Regions from separate parts of the Homo sapiens genome. Here all the other regions are linked to region 1. A link is a contact called in ENCODE Hi-C data. All regions are on one chromosome and are shown on one strand. The core of a region is the stretch at or near the end of the contact, and the rest is flanking DNA. Distances in the headings are between cores, read along the strand shown. Region 1 holds the start of ZC3H12C (zinc finger CCCH-type containing 12C). Region 2 overlaps ATM (ATM serine/threonine kinase). Region 3 holds the start of DDX10 (DEAD-box helicase 10). Region 4 has its middle 31 kb from the start of POU2AF1.

Region 1 (2,804 bases), core at 191-2,690:
TCTATTTTTATGGTACCATCCAGTAGACAGATTTAGGTAACTGGAAATAAGCATGCCAAATTGTTGAAGAAAACAGGTGAACAGGGGGTCAAGTCCGAAATAGGCATCTTCCTGGGCTTATCACACTAAGATTAATTTTACCAATGTTTGATGAAGCTATCATGTAGTCAAACACAGAGAACCCTAAACTTAAGAAACTGCTACTAAAATTAATTGTACATGTGATTAAATGAATGGAAGTCATACCCTCTAAATCCTAAGTCCATTAAGACAAAAACATTTATAACACACTGTATTTATGACTTCTTGTGGTTCTTGAAAAGTCAAAAATTGTGTTTGAGGTTTATCTCGTTTTCCGTTTATAATATGCATTTTAAAAGTGGAAAAACTCAAGCACGTAACAAGTGAAAAACTGAACAACGTTGCCAAATTCCTAAACATACAATACTTAGCTCCAATTATCTCTGCATCTATTCTAAAATGGTTTAAAAAAAGTCTGAATCAATAAGCGCCTGATGGGCCTGGGATACTCCAATACAGTCTTGTCAACCAATAGGAAAACTTTTCCTAAATCTGGATTCGTCTTTCATCTCTTTATCACAAAACACCGAACACAAACCGAGATTGTTAACGGATAACCAAATGGCAAGAACCCCAGACAGAGTAATCAGTACTTGGATGTTAGGGCTGTTTTTAAGGACTTGAAATGAGACAGCTTAGGGAAGAAATGCGGGATTCATTTCTCCAAGTTATATTTGTAACACTTCTTAATACGGAGTTAAAAATGTGAACAGCCGAGCTAAAATGAACGCAGCGTGTAAAAGGGATCTGGACTGGAGCCTGGGGGTGAAGGAGGGACGAGGGGGGAGTGAGGGGCTTTCGTGACGCTCGGCCTGGGGTTGCTGGCGATCTGGATGGAGGGATGGATAGTTAAGCGAATGGCCAGGGCTGGATCCGAGATGCCAAGAGATGTCTCGCCCCACGAGCGCGCGCGAGTCTGAGCCGCTGGGGCAGCGCAGTGTGTCCGTTTCCATCCGCGGCGCCCGAGCCCGCCTCCATGTTCGCGATCTATGCCCCCGGGCGGGCGGGGACCGGTGCCTTAGGCCGCGGGGCCGGGAAGCCCGGCCTCACCTCGCCCGAAATCCCGGCGGGGACGGCGTTGCCCGAGGGGAGGATGCGCTGGGCTTTCCGCTCGGCCCCACCTGAGCGACCGGAGCTCGGTGACTCGACCTCCGGAGCCCGACCCGCCTGGGCCTGGAGATCACACGGCGAGGTCGCTGCGGCCCCGGCGCCCTCCGCCTGGCGCCCGGGCGCGGCCCCGCGGCCCTCCCCACGACCGGCTACCCCAGGACCACTCTCGCCGCGGTCCGCGTCCCCCACCCCCTTCCCGAGGACAAACCTGGGAGCCGCCACCCGGCATAGCCAGCCCCGCGAGAAAGCGGCGAGCGGGCGGCGGGGCCCGCGGAGAAGCGGCCACCGCGGCCCTCCCGCGCCAAGCCGCGCCCGCCCGCGCGCCCTCTCCGCGGGCCGCAGCCCCGGCGCCCCCTCCCTGGGTTGCACAACTCACAGCCCCAACGCGCGCGCACTCGAATCTGTTGCTCAACCTACTTGCATTCTCTTCTCCGCAGCCATCACTACATGCCCTGGAGCTGGGGCAGCCCCGGGGCCCTCCGGCAGGCGGCCGCCTCTCGCCTCAGCCCTGGGCTGCCGCGGCCGCCGCTAGGGCGCGGGGCGAGCGCGAGGCTCCCTCATGCCTCCCGCCCGGACAGCTGGCCGCACGCCAGGGCCCCGGCTCGGGCGCGCCCGAGCGCTGGGCTCGGCTCGGCCCTGCCCTTCGTCCGTGCCGCTGCTCCGCGGGCGAGAGCGAACCCGGCTCCGCCACCTCGCTCCGCGCTCCTCGCCCGCCCGCCCGCCCGCAGCCACCGCAGCCGCGCCGCTTCCTCCTCCCCTTCCCTCTTTTCCTTCTCCTCCGTCGCCGCCTCTGGAGCCGAGGTTGGCAAACCAGCACCTGCTGCTGGAGAACGCCGAGAACTGAAACAGGAAACCCTGAGCCAAGGGGAAAACCCGAGAGGCGTGGAGAGGGGTGAGGGGAGCTGCTGGAACCTGTCGGGCTCGACCCAGCCGCTGGGGCTGCCCGAGGTTCCCGCGCCGCCTCCCCTCGCGCCTATTCCCTGCCCCGGCCCAACCCAGCGGTCCCGACCTCCCCGCGCCTCTCCCCCGACCTGGTGCAGGACGGCGCCTTTCCGCTCGGCGACACCTTCTCCACCCAGCAGTAACACTGATCATGTCCCGGGCAGTCAAGGAGATCGACGGGCCGCCTTCTTAGGGCAGGTTCCCCGTAGTTGTTTACTTATCAATATTCCGTGATGAGGAAAAACCACACCCTGCATTAGCAAGGCCAATAAAAGAATTTAAACAAATGAAGCTGTTGGGATTTCACCCAGGGATAGGACTTCTTTCAGCAAGGAAATTGGCTTTGATGGAAATGGCAATCGTGTCAAAATCGAGGTTGAACCCAAGATACATCCAGATCTCTTTCAGGAGATCGGAAGGAAACAGCCCTTTGCACAGAGGTGGGCGCCTGAATCGCAGGCTGAAAAGCACCGGGAGCAGAGAGCCTTTCTACTTCTGTGAATCGTACAACACCCAGCACAAACTAAGTCAATGTTTCAGAAATGTTCAAATAACCTTATTCGCCTGTCCTTGGAATCATTACGAGCAGCCTAGGGCAGGATGAGTCTGCTTCTGGAGTGAGAGGGAGGGACACTGAATGGGTTGTGCCCCTACCATATGCCACGGGCCAA
Region 2 (2,804 bases), core at 205-2,704, 1.9 Mb after region 1:
CATGGTTAAGTGCCCTAGACAGGTGTACCATGTTTTATCCTTTATACTATACTTTTACTGTACCTCCTCTATGTTTATATATGTTTAGAGACACAAATACTTGCCATTGTGTTACAGCTGCCTACAGTATTCAGTATAGTAACATGCTGCACAGGTTTGTAGTGCAGGAGCAGTAATACCATATAGCTTAGGTGCGTAGTGTTATACCATCTAAGTTTGTATAAATACACCCTATGACGTTCACGCAACAAAGAAATTGCCTAATGATGTATTTCTCAGAACATATCCACATTGTTAAGAGACGCACAACTGTATATGACATGCTGGAAAAGGCTAAACCATGGAGATAGCAAAAAGATCCATGGTTCCCACAGTTTACAAGAAGGAAGAGATGAAAAGGTGAAGCACAGAGGATTTTTCTGACAGTGAAAGTATTCTGTATGATTCTGTAATAGTGAAAAATTGTTACCATTCTCTCCCAGAGGAAAAAAAAATATGACCATCTCATTAGATACAGAAAAAGATCTTTAAAAATGTCAAAACACTTGTCAAAATCCATAGCATATGTACCACCAAAAGTGAACCTTGGACTCTGGATAATAATGATGTGTCCCAGCATAGGTTTACTGATGGTAACAAATGTACCACTGGTGCAAGATGTTGACAGTAGGGCATGCTGTGTGTGTCCAGTGGACTTTCCACTCCGTTTTGCTGTAAATTTAAAATTCCTCTAAAAGATAAAAGTCAATTTAAAAAAATGGAAACCACTAGGTTTGAGAAACTGAATAATTGACAGTGTAGCTTGAGCACAGAAATTAGAAGCGCTTTAGTTAAGTTAGACAGGTAGGAAGAAGCAAAATTATGCAGCACTTTCAAGGCCTAGAAGAGGAATCCTCATTTTCTATTAGTTGTGCTAGTGAGAATGTAGAGAAACTGGAACCCTTGTGGGCTGCTGGTGAGAATGTAAAATGGCGTAGCTCCTGTGTAAAACAGGATGTTGGTTCCTTAAAAAATTAAATATAGAATTACCACATGATCTAGCAATTCTACTTCTGGGTATATAATCAAAAGACTGAAAGCAGGAAACTCAGGAGATGTATACTCATGTTCACGGCAGCATTATTCACAATAATCAGAAGGTAGAAACAACCCATGTCCACCAATGGACGAATGAATTAACAAAATGTGGCATATACACAGAACAGAATAGTGTTCAGTTTTTAATAAGGGTGAAATTCTGACAAAAGCTGTAACACTGATGAGCCTCAAAGACATTTTGGTAAGTGTAATAAGCAGGTTGCAAAAGGACAAATACTTATAGGAGTCCTCTACTTCAGGCTGCTATAACAAAGTATTATAGGTTAGGTGGCTTAGAAACCACAGAAATTTATTTCTCTCAATTTTGGAGGCTGAAAGCAGCTCAGGTGCCAGCATTGTGGGTTTCTGGTGAGGGCCCTCTTTGGGGCTGCAGACTACTGACTTTGAACTGTATCTTCACATGGCAGAAAGACAGCAAGTTAGCTCTCTGGCCTCTTTTCATAAGGGCATTAATCCCATCCATGAAGGCTGGACCCACAGGACCTAATTACCTCCTAAATCCCACACCTCCAAATACCATCCCTTTGGGAGTTAGATTTCAACATAATTGGTGGGACACAACATTCAATCCATAAAAATGAAGTACCCCAAATAGCCAAATTCATAGAGAGAGAAAGTAGAATGGTAGCTGCCAGGGGATAGGGGAGGGGAAAATGGTAAATCATTGTTTACTGAGTATAGAAAAAAAAGTTCTGGAGATGGATGGTGGAGATGATTACACAACAATATGAATGCACTTAATACTACACAACTGTACACTTAAAAAAGTTAAAATTATAAATGTTATATATATTTTACCACAATAAATCACACTGGAGGTCCTAGCCAATGTAATAAAGCACAAAAATAAAATAAAAGCCACATGGCTCAGAAAGAAAGAAAAAAAAATTACTGCTTACAGAAGACATGTTTGTCTACAAAGAAAATCCAAAAGAACATTCAAAGAAAGCTACTAGATTTAGTAAGTGATTTTAGCAAGGTCCCAAAATACAAGGTCACTATACAAAAATTAACTGGACTTCTGTATAATTTTTGTGCATTGAACAATTTGAAAATCAAAATGTTAAAAACAATGCAATTACAAACTACTGCAGTATAAATCTAACAAAACATATACAAAATCTTTATGTTTATACAATTATAAATAAATGTCAATTTGCAGCTGGGCATGTTGGCTCATGCCTATAATCCCAACACTTTGGGAGGTCAAGGGAAGGGTATCACTTGAGCCCAGGAGTTTGAGACCAGCCTAGGCAACACAGTGAGATCCTGTCTCTATTTTTTTTAATATATAAAATTAAAGAAAAAAAATTGTCAATTTACAACAAAAAATCTATATGCTGACAATTATAAAACACTAATGAAAGAAATCAAAAAAGACAAGTGGCCAGACGCGGTGGCTCAAGTCTATAAACCCAGCACTTTGGGAGGCTGAGGCAGGTGGATCACCTGAGGTCAGGAATTCGAGACCAGCCTGGCCAACATGAGGAAACCCTGTCTCTACTAAAAATACAAAAATTAGCTGGGTGTGGTGGCACATGCCTGTAATCCCAGCTACTCAGGAGGCTGAGGCAGGAGAATCGCTTGAACCTAGGAGGTGGAGGTTGCAGTGAGGTGAGATCGTGCCACTGCACTCCAGCCTGGGCAACAGAGGGAGACTCTGTCTCAAAAAAACAAACAAAGAAGCAAAAAAAAAAAAAAAAAAA
Region 3 (2,804 bases), core at 121-2,620, 1.4 Mb after region 1:
GTGCGATCTGGGCTCACTGCAACCTCTGCCTCCCGGGTTCAAGCGATTCTCTTGCCTCAGCCTCCCGAGTAGCTGGGATTACAGGCACCCACCACTAGGCCCAGCTAATTTTTTTGTATTTTTAGTAGAGGCGGGGTTTCACCATGTTGGTCAGGCTGGTCTCGAACTCCTGACCTCAAGATCTCTGTTGTTTTAAGCCGCCAAGTTTGTGGTAATTTGTTACAATGGCAACCTTAGTTACAAGAATGTTCCATCTGTTAAATCCCTGATTGTACTGCACTAGAAGGGGGCTGAGAAGCTGAAAGATGTGGGTGAAGACCAACAAACATGGGATTTAGGGAAAGGGAAAAGAGGAATTGACAGACCTGTGGAGTCTGGAGGTTGGGGGAAGAAGTCAGGAGGTCAAAGTGATCATTACAGGTATACTCATCTGGGAACACCAGCTACAATGTGGGGATGATAGGTGACAGAAACAGACCAGCGGTCCAGCTTTTCTAGGCCAATTCTTGGATGGGGACATGAAGCCTGTGGAGAAAATGAGGTGGCCACAGGAAGGAGCATAGATGATGTTGAGGGATGCAGTCTGGCTTCATGGTTAAAAGCAAAGGCTTTGGGATTAGAAAGACATGGATCTAGCTTCCAATTCCACACCACCTACTAAGCGTGAAAGATTCGGACAAGTTTCATTCCTCTTAGAACCTCAATTATCTCATCTGTTAAATAGGATTATTAATATCCATACCTCAGATCAAGTCAAACAATTACTGTAAGCACATGGTGAGTGCTTAAAAATGTAGGTGTCATTATTACCACTATTGTCATCAGTATTATTAATATGAATATGACTGTAGCTATTACAGCATTAGTCTCCCTACCCTTAGGTACGGCCGCATTTCTATTATTTTTTTAGGAACAGTGTGGCAAGCAGAAGAGTGGCCAGAACGGTGCAGAGGTTTGAGCTGTGGCACCCGGCGTGACCTCTCATTCCCGGCCGGGTCCCGGTGACAGATCCGCCGCCTCCACTCTGCAACTCCTCGCCGCAGTGAGACGCTGCCCCGCTGCTGGCCGGCCCGAGCCCCCTCCCCAGCGCCGGCCTCACCTTTTCATAGTTCTGCATGAGGCGGCTGATACTCTCGCGCTCGACCTGCCATTCGGGTTTCTTCAGTTGCTTCCTCAACTGCTTCTTTTTGTTCTGCCTATGGCTGTGTTTTTTCTTCCAGCGATTGAAGCTCCGCACCGGGTCGGGTCGGGCTCCCGAACCCGGAGAGTTGGCCGTTTTGCCCATTGCGGCGGCGGCGGCGACAGCTCGGATCAACCCCAGACACGAGACACCTAAGGCCAGACTCACGGAACCAGCATGGGACAAACGCACAGAGGCGCATGCGCGAACTCAGAAGCCCGCCCCCGAGCTTTTGAAACCGGGGCACGCGCCAATGACGTCAGGAAAAGGAGGGCTGTGATTGGCGAATTGGCTCCTGCTGGGAGGGGCAGCCTGGGGAAACGGGGGCGCAGCACTCCACGGAAGGGGGCGAGCTGAGCCGAGCCGGGAGCACGCCGGCTCTTTAAAAAAAAACGCATGCGCACTGTTGTTGTTACTATGGTGACGTCATACACTGACCCTTTAAGGGCTATTAACACATTTGCTCCAGGTTCAACTTTGCTAAGCGTTCGTGAGTATGTGTGTAAACACATACAATCTGTGAATGAAAATTGTGACCCTCGTTTTGCACTTTTCGGGCCAACGAGCCAAAAGATTTGCCCAGAAGTAAACAGCTAGTTAGTGACTTCTGATTTCCATCCATGGTGGTTGTACTTCCTCAGGAATAAAAATGAATATTCTATATTCTTCTTATGCCCCTCTGGGTTTTCCTTTTCCTCTGGGCCCCTCAGACTCTAGCTGCAACAGCAAGGAAACTGGAACGGAATCAAATTGAATTTGCCTTAAAATGCTTTTATGGAGACAAAATGATAACTAAACGTAAGGAGGTAGGTAATAGAGGCCGGGCACGGTGGCTCACGCCTGTAATTCCAGCAATTTGGGAGGTCGAGGTGGGTGGATCACCTGAGGTCAGGAGGTCGAGACCAGCCTGGCCAATATGGTGATGCCCTGTCTCTGCTAAAAATACAAAAATTAGCCAGGCGTGGTGGTGCACACCTATAATCCTAGCTACTTGGGAGGCTGAGGCAGGAGAATCGCTTGAACCCCGGGGGCGGAGGTTATAGTGAGCCAAGATCGCCCCACTTCACCACAGCCTGGGTGAAAGAGTGAAACTCCGTCAAAAAAAAAAAAAAAAGGAGGTAATAGAAAAGTTATTGCAAGTTGGACATTTAAGTGAACTGGCTTTCAATGAATTGAATTTTTTGACACATTTACCTACAGCCTCCAGGAAAACACCGGATGTGGGTGGGAGAGCTTAGCTGTAGCAAAGGAGATTGGAAAATTGAGTTCAAAGTTCACAGGCAGAATTTTGGGCTCTCAAATTTCCTTTCCAACCCCACATATCCAGATCACTACTCTCAACTCTATGCCCATCCTCCAAACAAGACATGGCTTATTGGAAGGGAGTGAGGACAGGAGGTGAACAAGAGAATTTCCACACTCAGGAACACTAGATGTGGTAGACAGTAAAGCTCAATAAGGAGTGATTACATGAAAGTGTATATACATCCTCAAAAAATTAAAAATAGAACTCCACGTGAGCCAGCAATTTCACTTCTGGGTATGCATAGCCAAAATAATCGAAAGCAGGGTCTCAGATATTTGCATACCGTGTTCACCACAGCACTATAGCTAAAATGTGGAA
Region 4 (2,804 bases), core at 111-2,610, 1.3 Mb before region 1:
GACCATGGTTGGCCTGTTCAAGGAGCGGCAAGGGGGTCAGTGTGCCTGGAGCAGAGTGAACAGGAGGAGAGTAGAAGGAGACAGGAGCAGGATGAACAGGAGGAGAGTAGAAGGAGAAAGGAGCAGGAGGATGCCAGATCATTAGGGTGTGGGTCAGAATGAGAACTTGAGACTCCGCCCAAGTGGGATGGGAAACCATTGGAGGGTTTAAAACAAAGCAGGGGCATAGTTATGCCTTAAAAGGATCACTCTGGCTGCTGTTACTGTGGAAGAACAAAATTAGAGGCAACAAGACCAGGTAGAGAAGGATCACGTTAATCTAGGGTAGAAATGATGATAGCTTAGGCTAGTGTGGTAATGTCGGCGGAGATGCTGAGAAGTAGTTGTATATTAGACATATTTTGAAGGTAAAATTAATAGGATTTTCTGACAGGCTGGGTGCAGAGGATGAAAAAAGGAGGGAAGCCAAGGACGACCCCAAGTTTTTTGTCCGAGAAACTTAGATATGATTGCCATTTGCAAGAGGAGCTGATTTGATGGGGAAAATTGTGGATTTTGTTTTAGACATGTTAAGTTAGAAATGCTTACTGGAAAATCAGTAGACAGGTTGAGGATGCATTTGCTTATATGAGTTAAGGTTTGTGGGAGACATTTAAAGTAGGATGGACTTTAAGGATCTTCTACTTCATCTCACAGCTGAATAAACTGAGTCTGAGTGAGGTGAGGTGGCCTTGACCAAGGGCACACAATGAGTTGGTCATAGTGCTTACTTTTGGTCTTTTGTACTCATTGCATGCTATCTCTCCGTGCATGGAGAGACAGCAACAAATTAGGTCAACAAATTATTAAGGTAAATTTGTTTATTTGGAATTCCCAAACCTTATAGGGTTGTGGAAATGAAAGAAAACCCATCTTTGATATTTCCTGCCAAAGCCTCATTCCTAGGCTAGAGGGCTCATGGGTTGGATTCTAGGGGCCATTCTTGAATCTCTAGTTATATCAGGAGGATTGCTTGAGCCCAGTAATTTGAGACCAGCATGGGCAACATTGTAAGATCCCTGTCTCTACAAAAAATTAAAAAATTAGCTGGGTGTGATGCTGTGCACCTGTAGTCCAAGCTACTTGGGAGTCTGAGGTGACAGAGCCAAAACCCTGTATAAAAAAAAAAAGAGTTTCAGAAAGGCCCATAGACTCATTTTACAAATGAGGAAGTTGAGGCTTAGAGCAGTTAAATGACTAATTCAAGAGCCTATTGCAGGTTAGTAACAGACCTGAGACTGGAACTATGTCTTCTGACTTAACAGTGCAAAACTTAGGACTTGGAGTAGGGAGATCTGTCTTCAACTTCCATCATTTCCGTGCACCTAAAGCAGGAAGAATGAGTCCTTCACCTTCTTTAGGTTTTCACTTCCCCAAGTATGTGACACTATGCAAGTTACTTATCACTCCAATACATTAGCTTATTCATTTGTAAAGCAGAGTTAATCAAATGAGATAACTTACATAAAATGTTTCAGGAAATTGCTTTTTTTCCTACTATAGCACACAGCATTTCATATGCCAAAACCATCCAAAAGATAGGAAATCCCAATTGAACCCTTCATTAGGAAGAGGATACTGACATGGGAGAGTCCTGTGCGCATGACTTATATCCCTAGTGTCTTAGTCTGTTTGTGTTGCTATAAAGGAATACCTTGAGATTAGGTAGTTTATAAAGACAAGAATTTTCTTTGGCTCATGGTTCTGCAGGCTGTAAAAGAAGCATGGTGCTGGCGTCTGCTTGGCTTCTGGTGAGGGCTTTAGTGCTGCATCAAGACAGGCAGAGAAGGTCAAAGAGGAAGTGGGCACATGGGAAGACAGACCAAACCTGAGGGACATCCTGGCTTTATAAGAACCCACTCTCATGGGAACTAATCCATTTTCCCAAGAACCAATCCATTTCTCAAGAGCAAGAACTCACCCATTGCCTTGAGAATGGCACCAAGCCATCCCACCACAAGCGATCCCCCTATGACTCACCAGCTCCTATTAGGCCCTGCCTTCAACACCACCACAGTGGGGATGAAATTTCAACATGTGTTTCAGTGGAGTCAAATTATATCTAAACCACAGCACCTAGCCAGCTCCTTTTCCAGCTCCTATCATCTCCTAAAGGGGTGACTTTTAAATTTTTCTCCTCTACCACCTCTTCTATCCCTCTCAGAGGAAATATATGCAGTCAGATGGGAGCTTCTTTGATTTTCTGTAACCACAAACATCTGCATAAACACCCATTCCCATCTCTTCCTCCTTCTGAAATGGCGTTATCCCACTTTTTCCCTTGGCTAACTGCAATTCCCACTTCTTCTTTTCAACTCGACTCAGAGTCCACTGCATCCTGCCCACATCCACCCTCCCATTAGCAGATTGGCTGCCATCTTGTTTCCTCCCACAGCACCTTGTGTCTCCTTGATCACAGCACGAATCCCATTGTCTTATAATATTTGCTTACTCAAAAGCCTCCCTCATTAGAAGGTAGGGATTCTATTTGTCATCCCACCTACCTGGTGCCTGGCACACAGTATGTTCTTGACAAATGTCTTTGTATAGGTGAATAGGTGCACGATGCTCACTTGGGTTGCCCTGAAGATGACTTCATTAGCTTATGTTGCCATCTCTCATGGGTCTGAATTTCCTGGTGAGAGAAGAGTCTTCAGGTCATCCAGGATCTCTCTTTGCACCTCTCACCTTCAGGTAGAAATGAATGAAAGCAAAGGTGCTCTGTTTTGACTACTTTGCTCCAGCTGTACACCTGGTCCCCTGTT

The links. Hi-C counts contacts between places; a loop is a spot of excess contacts on that map. Pooled maps may share reads with other maps.
Region 2: a loop to region 1 is called in a pooled map, with 7 times the contacts of the local background. The contact joins the enhancer-like site here to the promoter of ZC3H12C in region 1. A Hi-C loop is called at or near these places in 2 of 50 pooled maps.
Region 3: a loop to region 1 is called in a map of tibial artery, with 6 times the contacts of the local background. The contact joins the promoter of DDX10 here to the promoter of ZC3H12C in region 1. A Hi-C loop is called at or near these places in 2 of 168 maps with a recorded cell type or tissue (ascending aorta and tibial artery), 3 of 37 single-sample maps with no recorded cell type and 10 of 50 pooled maps.
Region 4: a map with no recorded cell type shows a loop between it and region 1 (5-fold over the local background). The contact joins the enhancer-like site here to the promoter of ZC3H12C in region 1. A Hi-C loop is called at or near these places in 13 of 37 single-sample maps with no recorded cell type and 5 of 50 pooled maps.

Annotation. Positions count from the first base shown.
Region 1 is chr11:110,092,028-110,094,831 of GRCh38, reverse strand. ZC3H12C (zinc finger CCCH-type containing 12C) reads right to left here and starts at 1,440. Exons shown (of 6, transcript NM_033390.2): 1 at 1,400-1,440. The coding sequence starts at 1,420. RefSeq lists silencers at 1,081-1,550, 1,611-1,870, 2,171-2,230.
Region 2 is chr11:108,237,906-108,240,709 of GRCh38, reverse strand. The region is part of intron 5 of ATM (ATM serine/threonine kinase); the gene reads right to left. Among named protein-coding and RNA genes, the nearest start is that of ATM, 16 kb to the right of the region's middle. Within about 2 kb of position 1,454, at least 3 of the 41 ENCODE cell types and tissues checked have a DNase peak (open chromatin) inside an H3K27ac peak, as active enhancers do.
Region 3 is chr11:108,663,635-108,666,438 of GRCh38, reverse strand. DDX10 (DEAD-box helicase 10) reads right to left here and starts at 1,370. Exons shown (of 18, transcript NM_004398.4): 1 at 1,100-1,370. The coding sequence starts at 1,285.
Region 4 is chr11:111,408,549-111,411,352 of GRCh38, reverse strand. It overlaps a transcript of BTG4 not described here. Among named protein-coding and RNA genes, the nearest start is that of POU2AF1, 31 kb to the right of the region's middle. RefSeq lists an enhancer at 1,377-1,436. Within about 2 kb of position 1,360, at least 3 of the 41 ENCODE cell types and tissues checked have a DNase peak (open chromatin) inside an H3K27ac peak, as active enhancers do.